2 separate regions of the Homo sapiens genome follow, and region 2 is linked to region 1. The links are chromatin loops, found by intact Hi-C in ENCODE. Cell type or tissue: HCT116. All regions are shown on one strand. Each heading gives the region's core, and the rest is flanking DNA. Links, peaks and the distances in the headings are about the cores only.

Region 1 (5,993 bases), core at 1,956-4,455:
CTCACGCCTGTAATCCCAGCACTTTGGGAGGCCGAGGTGGGTGGATCACCTGAGGTCAGGAGTTCGAGACCAGCCTGACCAACATAGAGAAACCCTGTCTCTACTAAAAATACAAAATTAGCCGGGAGTGGTGGCACACGCCTGTAATCCCAGCTACTCAGGAGGCTGAGGCAGGAGAATCACTTAAACCTGGGAGGCAGAGGTTGTGGTGAGCCGAGATTGTGCCACTGCACTCTAGCCTGGGCAACAAGAGTGAAACTCCATTTTAAAAAAAGAAAAGAAGCTCAGATAGTTGAAATCAGTGTTATAGATCATATTTATTTTTACTTAGCTCTTTTTATGCTTTTTATTTTGATGATTCCTTGCCATTTGTTTGTTCTTGGCCTCTTGCTATAATGATTGTGAAAGGTTTATTTAATTATTGTCTCTACTTCTGATTTCCTTAAGTTTTAATTAATTACCCAATTAAGTTTAATCAATTAATTAATATCTGACATAACATTTTCCAAATTGTCCCCCTCATGAAAGATGAAGAAGTTAGCTTGGTGTTATTCATCCCTTTTCCATGGATTTTTCCATTTTGTAATTCAACATAACTTTATAAACTCATGACAATATGTAGCTCTAATATAGCTTTTTTGTATATAATCATGACAATATATAGCTCCCCTTTCAAAAACTATTTTTTTTTGTTTTTTTTTTTTTTGCATTGGGTTGTAATAACCAGCTTTCAGTTAACTCACTTAATACTCTACACTTAACTGGTTTAAACTTCCCCCAATGGAGATGATAATTTTGGTACATTTCCTAGTTGGCTGGAGTGCGTCAACAAGCAATGTTCTGAAACAGTGGGCCGAAGTGGGCACAGAAATCGACCCCAGACCAGGGAGAGTTTTGGAGAACCCACTCTGTCCTGACTCTGGTCTGCGTCCCCACAGATCTGAATGTCTAGTGGGAACTGGAACCCCCACACAAGTGGAGCTGGGTGTGGCCTGAGCAGTTGCACTGGGCTCTCCTGTGGCTCTGAGGTCAGGTTGATCTGCTCTGTGAACCATTCCAAGTTGGCAGCCTGTTTGTTCATCCTCATTCCCTCTGAACCCAAAGCATGCACCACTGGCCACCTTCAAGTCACAGGTCACCCTTGCACTGCTGTGGATGGAGAGAATGCAGGGAGACTGGGATTCTGGAGGCTGAGGTCATGCCTCAGACTGTTTCTTCACTGATCCGGAACCCTCTGGGCTTCCATTTCCTCACTGATAGAGGAAGGAGTAACTCCAGCAGGGTTCCCAAAGGACAAATGACGAGCCACCTGCATCATCTGCACAGGCTGACAAACATACAGGTTTCCCCAGACCCGAAACGTGCAGATATGGATCAATAGGTTGGGTGGAGCACTGAAATCTACCTTTCTATTAAACACTCCGGATAAATATAATGCACAGGCAGAGTTAGCACTAGAGGATGTCTAGCCTCTCCTCTCACCCCCCTTTCTTGATTCTGTGTCCTCTCTTTGCAGCGTGTGGTTTTCTGAATCTTCTGGCTTCCTCTCCCTCCTGGTCCATCTGGGAGCAGTTGGTCCCTGTAACTCAGAGAGGGCCACCTACTTGCGCTGAAGCAGCTGCTGGGAGCAGCTGTTCTTGCAGGGGCAGGTTTCCCCAGCCACTCTCTGGGCCCCGATGGACCAAAACCTCTCCCTTCTTCACCTTGTCTTTGTTCCTTTCCTCATCCCCTTTTAGGGATCTCACACCCTCAGAGATACCACTCCTCTTTTCTTCTCAAGCTACCCTGGCCAGTGGCTTCCTCTCTTCAGCCTATAAATAAGCTTAAGTCTTTCCCATCCTGAAAATAAAAGCAAACCCAACCCTGCTCCATCCTGTGTTTCCTTTGAACTACCACCAATCTTACCTTTTCCTCTAGGGGAATTTTTCACAAAAGCCTGTCCATTCACTCGAGCCTCACTTGGCCCTCAGGATACTAGGCAAACCCTGCCCCTCTCCTGGCCTCTAGAACGGAACTGCCCAACACATTAGCCACATGTAGTCTTGAGCACTTGAAATGTGACTTATTCAAACAGAATGTGCAGAAAGTATCAAAGACCCACTGGATTCAAAGACTAAGTGCAAGAAGAAAAGGATGTAAAATATCTCACTAATAATTTTACATATTATTTATATGTTGAAAGAACAATAGATATAACAGACCAAATAAAATATATTATTAAAATTAATCTCTCCTGTTTCTTTTCACTTTTTAAATGTGGCTACTAGAAAATTTTTTAATTACATAGGTGGCTGGCATTATATTTCATTTGGGAAGCACTGTTGTAGACAATGACAGGTTAAATCAGATCATCTGTGAAGGTTTTCCCAGCTGGATGTGGTAGGGTAGGGAGGTAGGGTAGAGTTCCCGGTTGGATGAAAGGAAGTCTGTGGTTTCCACAAAGTAGAGGAAGCCTGTCGCTTTGCATTTTTGCAGATATCCAAAGAATCAAGAGTTGTCTCCGTGTGTGTGTATCCCTGTGTGTGAGTGCCTGTGTAAGAGCCAGTCAGATAGGATCTCCCCTGCCCCTGTTCCTACTGGGTCTCGCCTGTTTGTGCTTGTCCTCGGAAACCTTTGTGTTTTCCTCCTTTCTCTCCTTGGTTGGGATTGAAAACACCGGGGCCTGGATCTGATGCAGCATTGTGGTTTCTGAGAGCTCAGCACACTGATTGACTTGCAGGAAATGCCTGTCAACTCTTGTTGCATTGAATGGAGGTAAAATGGAAGTGAGAGTCCCATCTGCACCCTGCAGTACAGACAGCATGCGTGGAGATCATGACAATGCTGCTCATGTCTTCCGCGGCCACCTCTCCCCACCACGCACCTGGCACAGGGTGTTAAGTGGTTTACAGTCACACTGGCCCCTGGCTAATGAGGGGCTGATATTGTTCTTAGTTGAACTTTGCATTTTGAGAGCACAAATGATTTCTTGCTGTTTTTCCTCTTCTGGTTTAGGTGTTAATCCCTATTGCACAAGAGAAATTGATTTTCCAATGACCAAGAAATCTGCAGCGCCCACGGACAGGCAGCCTTACTCTCTCTGCAGTAACAGGAAGTCCCTCTCTCAACAATTGGACTGTCCAGCAGGAAAGGCTGCGGTAAGAATGGAAGGAGGGAAACTCAGAGAAGAGTTTCTCCCGGGGAGAAGGGAGGGGCCCAACATTAACAGTGGCTGAAGAGGCCTTCCCAGTAGTTTTTTTGTCCGCAGAACTACAGAGGAGAGGGTCTCGCTTAGTAGCTGCAAGAAGGTACAACCATCTCTGGGCTGAGAACCGCATTAGAAATGGTCATCCATTGAGCGCCCCCTTGTGCCAGGCACTTGCAACTGCTGCCACGTGTGTGCTATTAAGAGCTAACATGTAGAGAACACGGCACGCGGGGGGACCCTGAACTATGGCTTTGCGTGGATCGCTTTATTTCATCTGCACATACTCCTAAGAGGTAGAAGAGGGAGCTACAGCTTGGGCAAGTTAAAGGATTTATGCACATTCACACTGTTGAGGAGAAACAGCTGGGACTTCAAGTCTGATCTTTATGACTCTGAAGCCTGTGCGAAAAGGCTTTTCACTCCTATAATCTAGTGACCTGCTTTACCAACATTGCCTCTAATTCTTAAAACAAGCTTAGAAAGGAATATGTTGTTAGTCCCATTTTATAGTAGGACACTGAGGCTTGGCAAAGTGAGTAGCTGGGTTTATGCATCTTAAAACCTATAGGACCAGAATTTAAACTGCCCTGTGTGCTCCTCAGTCCATGACCTTCCCACTACAGGTGTCAGCTTGCAGGCAGAGAGCTAAGCAGATATAAAGCACAGTGTACCCTACACACGTCCCACCAGCTTGCCTTTCAGCCCCAGCCAAAGCACGCTGTGCTGCACGCTGCCACTTTTGGTCACACAGCGCCCTCTGTCTGTAGCATCTCACCCCTCCTTCTCTGATCTCTATCTCTAGAAACTGCCCCAGCCTTCAAAAACCTTCCTAAGGTTCTCTTTTGCCTGGGAAAGCTCCTGATCTCTCCAAAGGCGTGGACTTCACATTTTCCCAAATGCCCATCAGGAAGCAACTGCACTCCTCTCACAGTGCTCACCCAGCCTGTCTTGTGAGTGTCATTTATGTTAGCATTTCATCTCACCAACTGACTCTCCCAAGGAGGGTCTCCACGGTCAAGCAATGTTTCCCTGCATAGTACATAATAGATGCTCAGTGAATTTCATCTCTCTCTTCCCTTCCTTTCCTTGAGTCAATGTGTTTTTCATTCCCAAACTGGGAGTGTGGTGTCCTAGTGTTAGAAGAAGGTGGCTTCCCTGGTGCCACCCTGAGCTGAGAACTTTCCCAGTCCCTGGTTTTCTGCACATCTGGGGTCATACAGGAGTACACTGGAGCCCTCCAATATCTGCAGCCAGCGCTGGGTCCCTGAGGATTGGGCTAGCGGGTACTTCCTGGGGGAAGCTGCTTCCTGTCTTTGCTGCCTCATGCACTAGGATCCAGGTCCTTGGGAACAGGAGGCCTACCTGGCCAGCAGGGATGGGCTAAAGATCAGCCAGTAGTAGCTGCCTGGGAGGCTGTGCTGAAGAGAATTGAGGGGTTACATTCCACCAGGAAGGAGTGCTTCAGGAGATTGGCAGTGTTTTGGGGACAGGAGTGGGAGACTCAGTTATTCCCTCTACTCAACTCCTCAAAGTTTAGGAGGCAATTAGACACTATGTTAGTTGGAGACAGAACCAATAAGAGATGTATAGATAGACACACATACACATACGCAGACACACATACACAGACACACACACACACACACACACACACAGAGAGAGCGAGAGACTGATCATAATGAATTGGTTGGTTTATGGGATTATGAAGGTAGGCAGGTTCCAAGATCTTTAGCATGAATTGACAAGCTGGAGACCCAGGGAAGCCTATGGTTTAGACCTAATTAGAGTCTAAAGGCCTGAGAACCAGGAGAGCCAATGGTGTGGTTCCCATCCAAAGGCCAGCAGGCTCAAGCCCAGGAAGGGCTGATTTTTCAGTTGGAATATAAAGACAGGAAAAAGGCTGATGTCCTAGTTCAAAGGCAGTCACGCACGAAGGATGCTTTCTAACTCAGGGGAGGTCTGTCTTTTCTCTATTCAGGACTTCAGCAGATTGGATGAGGCTCACCTGCATCAGGGCAGGTGATGTGCTTTGGCTACAGATTTCAATGCTCATCTCATTCCAAAGCACCCTCATAGACACACACAGAATAATGGTTGACTAAATATATGGGCACCCATGTGGCCCAGTCAAGTGGACACAGAAAATTAACCACCACGGATGTCCATGCGTGATTTCACATTGTCTTCATAACAGCCCTCCAAAGGAGGAGGAGAGGGAGTTATCAGAGGAAGGTTGTTTCTGGGAGAGAAGAAGAGAAAGTGGGATCCACAGTGGACGGGAAGGCCAGGGAGTGGCTTACAGGACCTGGGTATTTCCTGGGTGACTTTGGAGAGAGCGGCCCATCAGGTGTGGGCAACTGCAAGCCAACAAGAGAGAGGGTGATCCAGAGAAGAGCAGCTCGTTATCCAGGGAATGCTAGTAATAAAGAAAACATGCATTCCATGTTCGCTGCCTTCCAGGCATGAGGCGATGTGTTTTACAAACAGCTATACAGCCAAGGGAGTACAACCCAAAGAGCTAAGTACTGTTAATATCCACCTTTGACAGATACAGAGGCCAGGCTGAGAGAAGTTAAGTGGCCTTCCGAAGGTCATCTAATTCATAGCAACAGGATGGATATGAACACAGGCAGCTCAGAGCCCATGCCCTGCTGCTTCCTCTGCCCAGGTGGCATGGGGACAGCATGGGCCTGGGAGTCAGCAGCCCGGGATCCTGGTTCTGCCTTGCGGCATCTCCGATATCAGAGAGCAGGGAGCAAGCAGCTACCTCCACATTCACAGCTGATGTGTCTGCTTTCGTGGACAT
Region 2 (5,993 bases), core at 2,024-4,523, 490 kb before region 1:
TGCTTGATATGTGTCATAGATTGCAGTCTGCAGCTGCAGTCTCCTGACATTTCAGACAGAGGATTCGTCTTGTAAACAGACGTGTAAACTGATGGTATTGATACAGCACAGTACTGTAAATGTATTTTGTCATCCTGTGGCTTTCTTAATAACATTTTCTTTTCTGTAGCTTCTTTTATTGTAAGAATGAAGTATATAATACATATAACATAAAAAATATGTTTATGTTATTGGTGAGGATTCTGGTCAACAGTAGGTTATTGGTAGTTCAGTGTATGAGGAGTCAAAAGTTATACTTGGATTTTCTACTGTGCTGGGAGTTGGTGCCCCTAACTCCGCATTGTTCATGGCTCAACTGTATTTTTATTTTTTAAGCCAGGAGTTTCTTCTTGGGATTAGTGTATGAATTATAGTGAAGAAATGTTTATTTATTTGTGTGTCTACTGAGCATCTACTCAGGTTGTCATTGTGCTAGTCTGGGAACAGAAAGATAGGGAAGATGCATCCCTATTCTCCAGTGCTCACAGCTGGAGGTAGGGAGGCAATGGAAGACAAGCAGGGTTGGGGAGATCAGAAAACGTTTCCCAGAGACAGTGACATTTGAGTTAGGTCTTGAAGCGTACCTTCGCATGAGCCATGCAAAAAGAAATAAGAACTCTTGAGAAGTGCCCAAATTTTCCTGAAATGCACACATGGGAGTGTTCAGAATGCTGAAACCAGTAACACGGGAGTGATTATATAAATTATGTCCATATTAGGAAATGGCATAACACTGTAAAATAATATTGAAAGAAATTTAAGGCTGGGCCTGGTGGCTCAGCCTGTAATCCCAGCACACTGGGAGGTGGAGGCAGGTGGATTGCTTGAGCCCAGGACTTCGAGACCAGACTGGGCAACATGGGAAACCCTGTCTCTTCCAAAAATACAAAAATTAGCCAGTCTCATAGCCTGGTTTCAAAATATATAAATAAATAAATAGATTAAAATTTAAAAACAAAGAAATAAACAAATTTATTAAAAATGCTAAAAAATGAATAAAAGTTTTAAAAAATTTTTAGAAAGAGATTTAAAATGCAGGGAAATGTGTTTGATATATTATTAGTTGAAAAAACAGGCTTATTATTATATATAATTTTGTCATTTAAAAATTATTTATGTTTTCCTTTTTTTTTTAGAGACAGACAGGGTCTGTGTTGCTCAGGCTGGAGTGCAGTGGCTATTTACAGCCCTGATCACAGTACACCACAACCTTGAATGATTTTTCTGCCACAGCTTCCTGAGTAGCTGGGGCTACAGGCTCTGGCCACCACACCCGGTTTTAAATTTTTGACTAGGTAATAATTCACTTAGTTCAAAGAGAAAAAAATTACAAAAAAGCACATAAGGAAAAGTTGACATCCCACCCCTCTTCCATCTTCCCAGCCCTCACCAGAACTATCAATTGCCAAACAGGAAACCATATTATTTGTTTCTTGTGTGTCATTCTAGATAATTTCCTATGCATCCATAAATAATTGCAAATACAGAGTATTTTTCCGCCCCTTCCCTTTTGCACAAGTGGTAGTGTGCAAATGTATCATATATACATTGCTCTATGCTTTAGTTTTTTATTTTACTATATAAAATTTACCCTATTCCTGGCCAGGCACAGTGGCTCACGCCTGTAATCCCAGCACTTTGGGAGGCCAAGGTGGACAGATCACTTGAGGTCAGGAGTTCGAGACCAGCCTGGCCAACACGGTGAAACCCCATCTCTACTAAAAATACAAAAATTAGCTGGGTGTGGTGGCGCACGACTACAGTTCCAGCTACTCCAGAGGCTGAGGCAGGAGAATCACTTCAACCCAGGAGGCGGAGGTTGCAGTGAGCTGAGTTGGCACCACCACACTCCAGCCACAGCGACAGAGTGAGACTCCGTCTCAAAAAAAAGAATTCTATTCAGCTTTTAAACAGCTGTATAATACTCCATCATATAGATGCAACACTATTTAATTAGCCCTACTACTGGGCACTTAGGCTAGTTTGTTGTTGTTGTTGTTGTTTTACTATTAAAAATAGGGCTACAGTGTATAACCTGGTGCTATTTGTTTCACACATTATAGCTGTAAGATAAATTCCTGGAATTGCTGAGTCAAACATTATGTATATTTTCATAAATCTTGTCAAACTGCCCTCCCAAGTTGTACCAACGTAAGTTTTCATCAGTGATGTATGCAAAGGTTGATTCTCCACCCTTACTGGCCTCCTCCGCAGCAGAGGTAGGGTCAAACTTTTGGATTTTTGCCAGCCTGACAGGTATTTCGGCCTAGTATTAATTTGTATTTCTTCATTTATGTGTTAAGTTGAGCATCTTTTCAAATGTTTGTAAACTACTTGGGTCTCCTTTTCCATCGCATGTATGTTATCTTTATAGGAAATGCTCATTCGTGTATTCATTCATTGACGGTGGACTACACGTGGACTTCATGTTGGCCACTATAGGAGCTACTACAGGGTAGATGGGTAAACTTGAGAGACACAGCCCTTGCCCTCTCAGAACATGCAATCTGATGGAAGAGAATAATTTTGAGCTAGCTATTGAAGATTTATGGAACACTTACATACATTTATCTATTTGTGAAACTATATATGTAACTTATACATGGAAAAATGCTTGGCTATATACTGAAATTAACAGAAATAATTTTTGAGTGGAAGTGATTTTTTTTTCTTTCCTTTGTGTTTTTCTGTATTTTTCAAGCTTTTGTAATGTATACACATTATGTTTGATGTTAGGTAATTTCTTTTCTCTTTGTTCATTGTTTAAGTTTTTCAAGGTTGGTTGGTTGGTTGATTTTTTTACAGGGAACATGTGTGATTTTTTGCAATTAGAACAAAAGGAAATAAATAAGAAGAAGACATCATACATACACCGTTTACCTATGTTTTAGACATAAATAAAACACAGGAAAGAAGAGTTCTTTCTCTAGAGTGACGGTGAGTTTGAAGAGGAAGATATAGAAATCCACTTTCAGAGCTGGGATTTGCTGTCATAAGTTCCAGCACAGGCCTTCACTCACCAGAAAAGCTGAGGACATGTCTCTCTTCAGCTGGGCAGCCTCTTCTGTGTCCAACAAGACAGGAATCAACAGCTCTGAGAGCTGGAAATCTGGCCTCCGGATCCAGGCCTGGGAATTTCCCTTTTCTGATGCCAGCTTCAGGCCCAGTGTCTAAGGGCGACCCCTGTTGGTGGGACTTAAGTATGCTCATTATTCGTGAGCTGCTTCTCCAAGGGTGGAGATGCCCAATTCAGTTTTAATTTTTTGTGGGTCTGCTGGAAACCTTGAGGCCCACAGCCCACTCACACACTACCCTAACTACATCCTGCTTCCCTTTTCTCCTTGTCCTCCACCCGTCTACTCCAGGTTTTCCTGGACAACTGGGTCTGGAGGCTTGGCGTATGGAGCCACAGGTGTGGCCAACCTTTTAAACTGTAATAAGGCAGGCTGCTGTAGGGTCAGGTGCTGTCTTTGCTGATCAGCAGGTGGAGTGTGGAGGCCCTTGTTTTAGGGAACAGATGTGGCATCCTGTCAGCAGACTGAGGATGCCAGACTTGGGCAGCTTGAGGCAACAGTGAGCAGGCAGGCCAATCTACTGCACAAGGATGTAGCTGAGGGGGCTGCATCCCACCTGAGGAAGGTGGGTTGGAGGCAAATGCAAAGAATGGAGGAAGGGCAGGCTTTCTGGGTGGCAGGTCACACCATTGATGGGCGTTTCCCTTCTCTCTGGAGACTCTCTGCTGGGAGATTTCGGCAAGAATCAGAAAACTAACACAGCCTTTCTTGACCAGCTCTTTCCTGTCTCTGCATTTATAAGAGCAAGACAATGGATTGCGAAAGTGTGGGCAGTAAATCCACCAGTGTCATGTTGCTATATTTATCCATAAAGAATTACGCGGCACGCCCCGTTCATCACTGAGTGCTGAATGGCAGTGCTGAATGGAGAACTGGCTGGAGAATCTGGTTTTAGACATTCGGAGCCTGTTTGTAATTCATCAGCACTGCTCTTTTCCCCTGGGCATTGGTCTGTGATAAAGAAAACTGGATACCAGAGGAATGTGCTGGGCATTTCAGTGCTTTGAGAAAACATAGCCAAGCACTTCTCAGGGCCCATCCCTAGACAGGACCCTGCCTTTACCACTTCATCTCCCAGATGGCTGTGGAGCCAGCCCCTCACCAGAGAGCTACCTGGCTCCACTCAGGCCTCAAATCTACTGTCTGTTGATGGAAAATCCTGCATGTCGTGCCAAGCCAGGCTGATTCAAGGTCGACCTTTCTCCATTTGGGCCAAATGCCCAGCACCCCCAAACCCCTAACACACAACTCTTTGTGGGTCTGGTTTCTGGGAGCTCCTTAAGGAAGAAAAACATAAACAGGAATCATGGTGAGGACTGGGGAGAGGGGCCCTGGGTCGGGGGGGCTCCATTTTATTCGGCTGGAAAGAAAAGGTTGGGGAGGAGGGCTTGCCATTGGATCCAGTTCATTACTTCCCAATAAATCAAAGAAGGGCTGAGAATCCTGACCACCACCCCCAGTAAGGATCAAGTTCCGCTTTCTGGAAGAGGCCTAGAGGTGGATTGCAGGACTTCCCAGTTTAACCAGGTGACAAAGGCTTCTGCTTCAGCCCAGATGTGATCACAGACTTCCACAGCTTCTGCCGACCACAGCCTGGCCTTAAAGTCCAGACCTAGAGTCCCGGAGCTAGTGTGTACTACACAGAATGGAGACCTTGCCTGAGGAGCTGGTTCTCAGAGAACACTGGCAGGAAGGAAGAAAGAAATGTATATTCTAGGAGGCCTCTGCTAACCAGGAAAGGGGGCTGAGTCACACTCTGAAAGGTGGAAGAGGCAGAGAGCAGGTATCAACGCCCTCATTTTACAGATTAAAACAAAACAAGAAAAACAAACACTCCTCACCTCCCTGCAAAAAAACCACCCTGAGGCTCAGACAGGGGAAGTAGCTGGCCCTGGTCACACAGTAGGTTAGCGGCAGAGTTGAGAGGAGACTCCATATGCCCTAGGGATGTGTTGTGATGAACTTTTCCTACTGGTACTGTTTCCTCCCGCGAGGGAATGTCTAGACCAGCCGCACCTTCTTGCTTTGACCCTTCAGAACTTTGGCCTGTCCAGTTAAAGAGGCACAGAGCCCTCCTACCCACAGGGAATGTTTCTAACTTACCAAGCACCTATTATGTGCTTAGAACTTGGACTTTCCTGATCTCATTTAAGCCTCACCATTCTAGTGAGGAAGCATCACAGAACCCATTTTCCTGATGAGGAAACTGAGACTGGGAGGGGTTAAGATCCTGTACACAGTTGTAACTGGCATGTCTGAATCCAGTTTCAAACCAAGGTGCCTTTCAGTGAACACCCAAGCATCTTCCTCTCGGATTAACTGCTAGGCCAATACCAAAATCTCTTTCTCGGGCTACTCTTTTGCTGCTGAGTTAAAAAGAGATCCTGAGACTTAGCCTGGGACCCCGACTCGCGGCGATTCTGTGGCAGGCGCAGACCTTTTCTCCTGTCCTCCACTGCCTCTTTGCCTCGGAGGGCGCCCCGGGGCGCGAGCGGGGCACGGGCGACCCTGGCTCCTTGGAGGCCCGGGGACTTGCTCTCCGCGGTCCGCCGCGGCCGCTCCACCGAGTCCTGGCCTCCAGCGCCCTCACCTGGCTGCTGCGGGCGGGACTCTGCGCACCCGGGCTCCGCGGGCTCAGGTCTGCGTCTCCCAGAGCCGCCGCCAGAGCCCGCCCCGGTCCGGCCCGGGCACAGGGCCCCCGCCCCACTTGGGCAAGGCGGGGGCGCGTGGAGGGAAGTTTCATCGGGGGGCGAGGGAGGGAGCTTCGGTGCCGCGCGGGCGTCAGGGGCTCCTCGGGGGAGGAGTCAGTAAAAGTGGCTATAAAAGCGGCCTCTCGGCTGAGGGCCGGGGAGCTAGCGCTCAAGCAGAGCCCAGCGCGGT

Evidence for each region. Hi-C counts contacts between places; a loop is a spot of excess contacts. Peaks named below come from ENCODE experiments on the same cell type or tissue, not always from the same donor. Only the 100,000 strongest peaks of a DNase experiment are listed, where the experiment ranks them.
Region 2: it touches region 1 in a loop (7-fold over the local background); 8 of 110 quality-filtered maps call a loop at or near these places.

What each region holds. Positions count from the first base shown.
Region 1 is chr15:81,262,665-81,268,657 of GRCh38, forward strand. IL16 (interleukin 16) reads left to right here. Exons shown (of 19, transcript NM_172217.5): 4 at 2,995-3,137. Among named protein-coding and RNA genes, the nearest start is that of STARD5, 58 kb to the right of the region's middle. RefSeq lists an enhancer at 2,635-2,704. In HCT116, for the core only: CTCF peaks have their summits at 3,341 (motif pointing left) and 3,972; DNase peaks (open chromatin) are centred at 3,337 and 3,917; H3K4me3 peaks cover 1,035 bases.
Region 2 is chr15:80,773,409-80,779,401 of GRCh38, forward strand. CEMIP (cell migration inducing hyaluronidase 1) reads left to right here and starts at 5,962. Exons shown (of 30, transcript NM_001293298.2): 1 at 5,962-5,993. RefSeq lists a silencer at 5,584-5,863. In HCT116, for the core only: a CTCF peak has its summit at 3,222 (motif pointing left); a DNase peak (open chromatin) is centred at 3,223.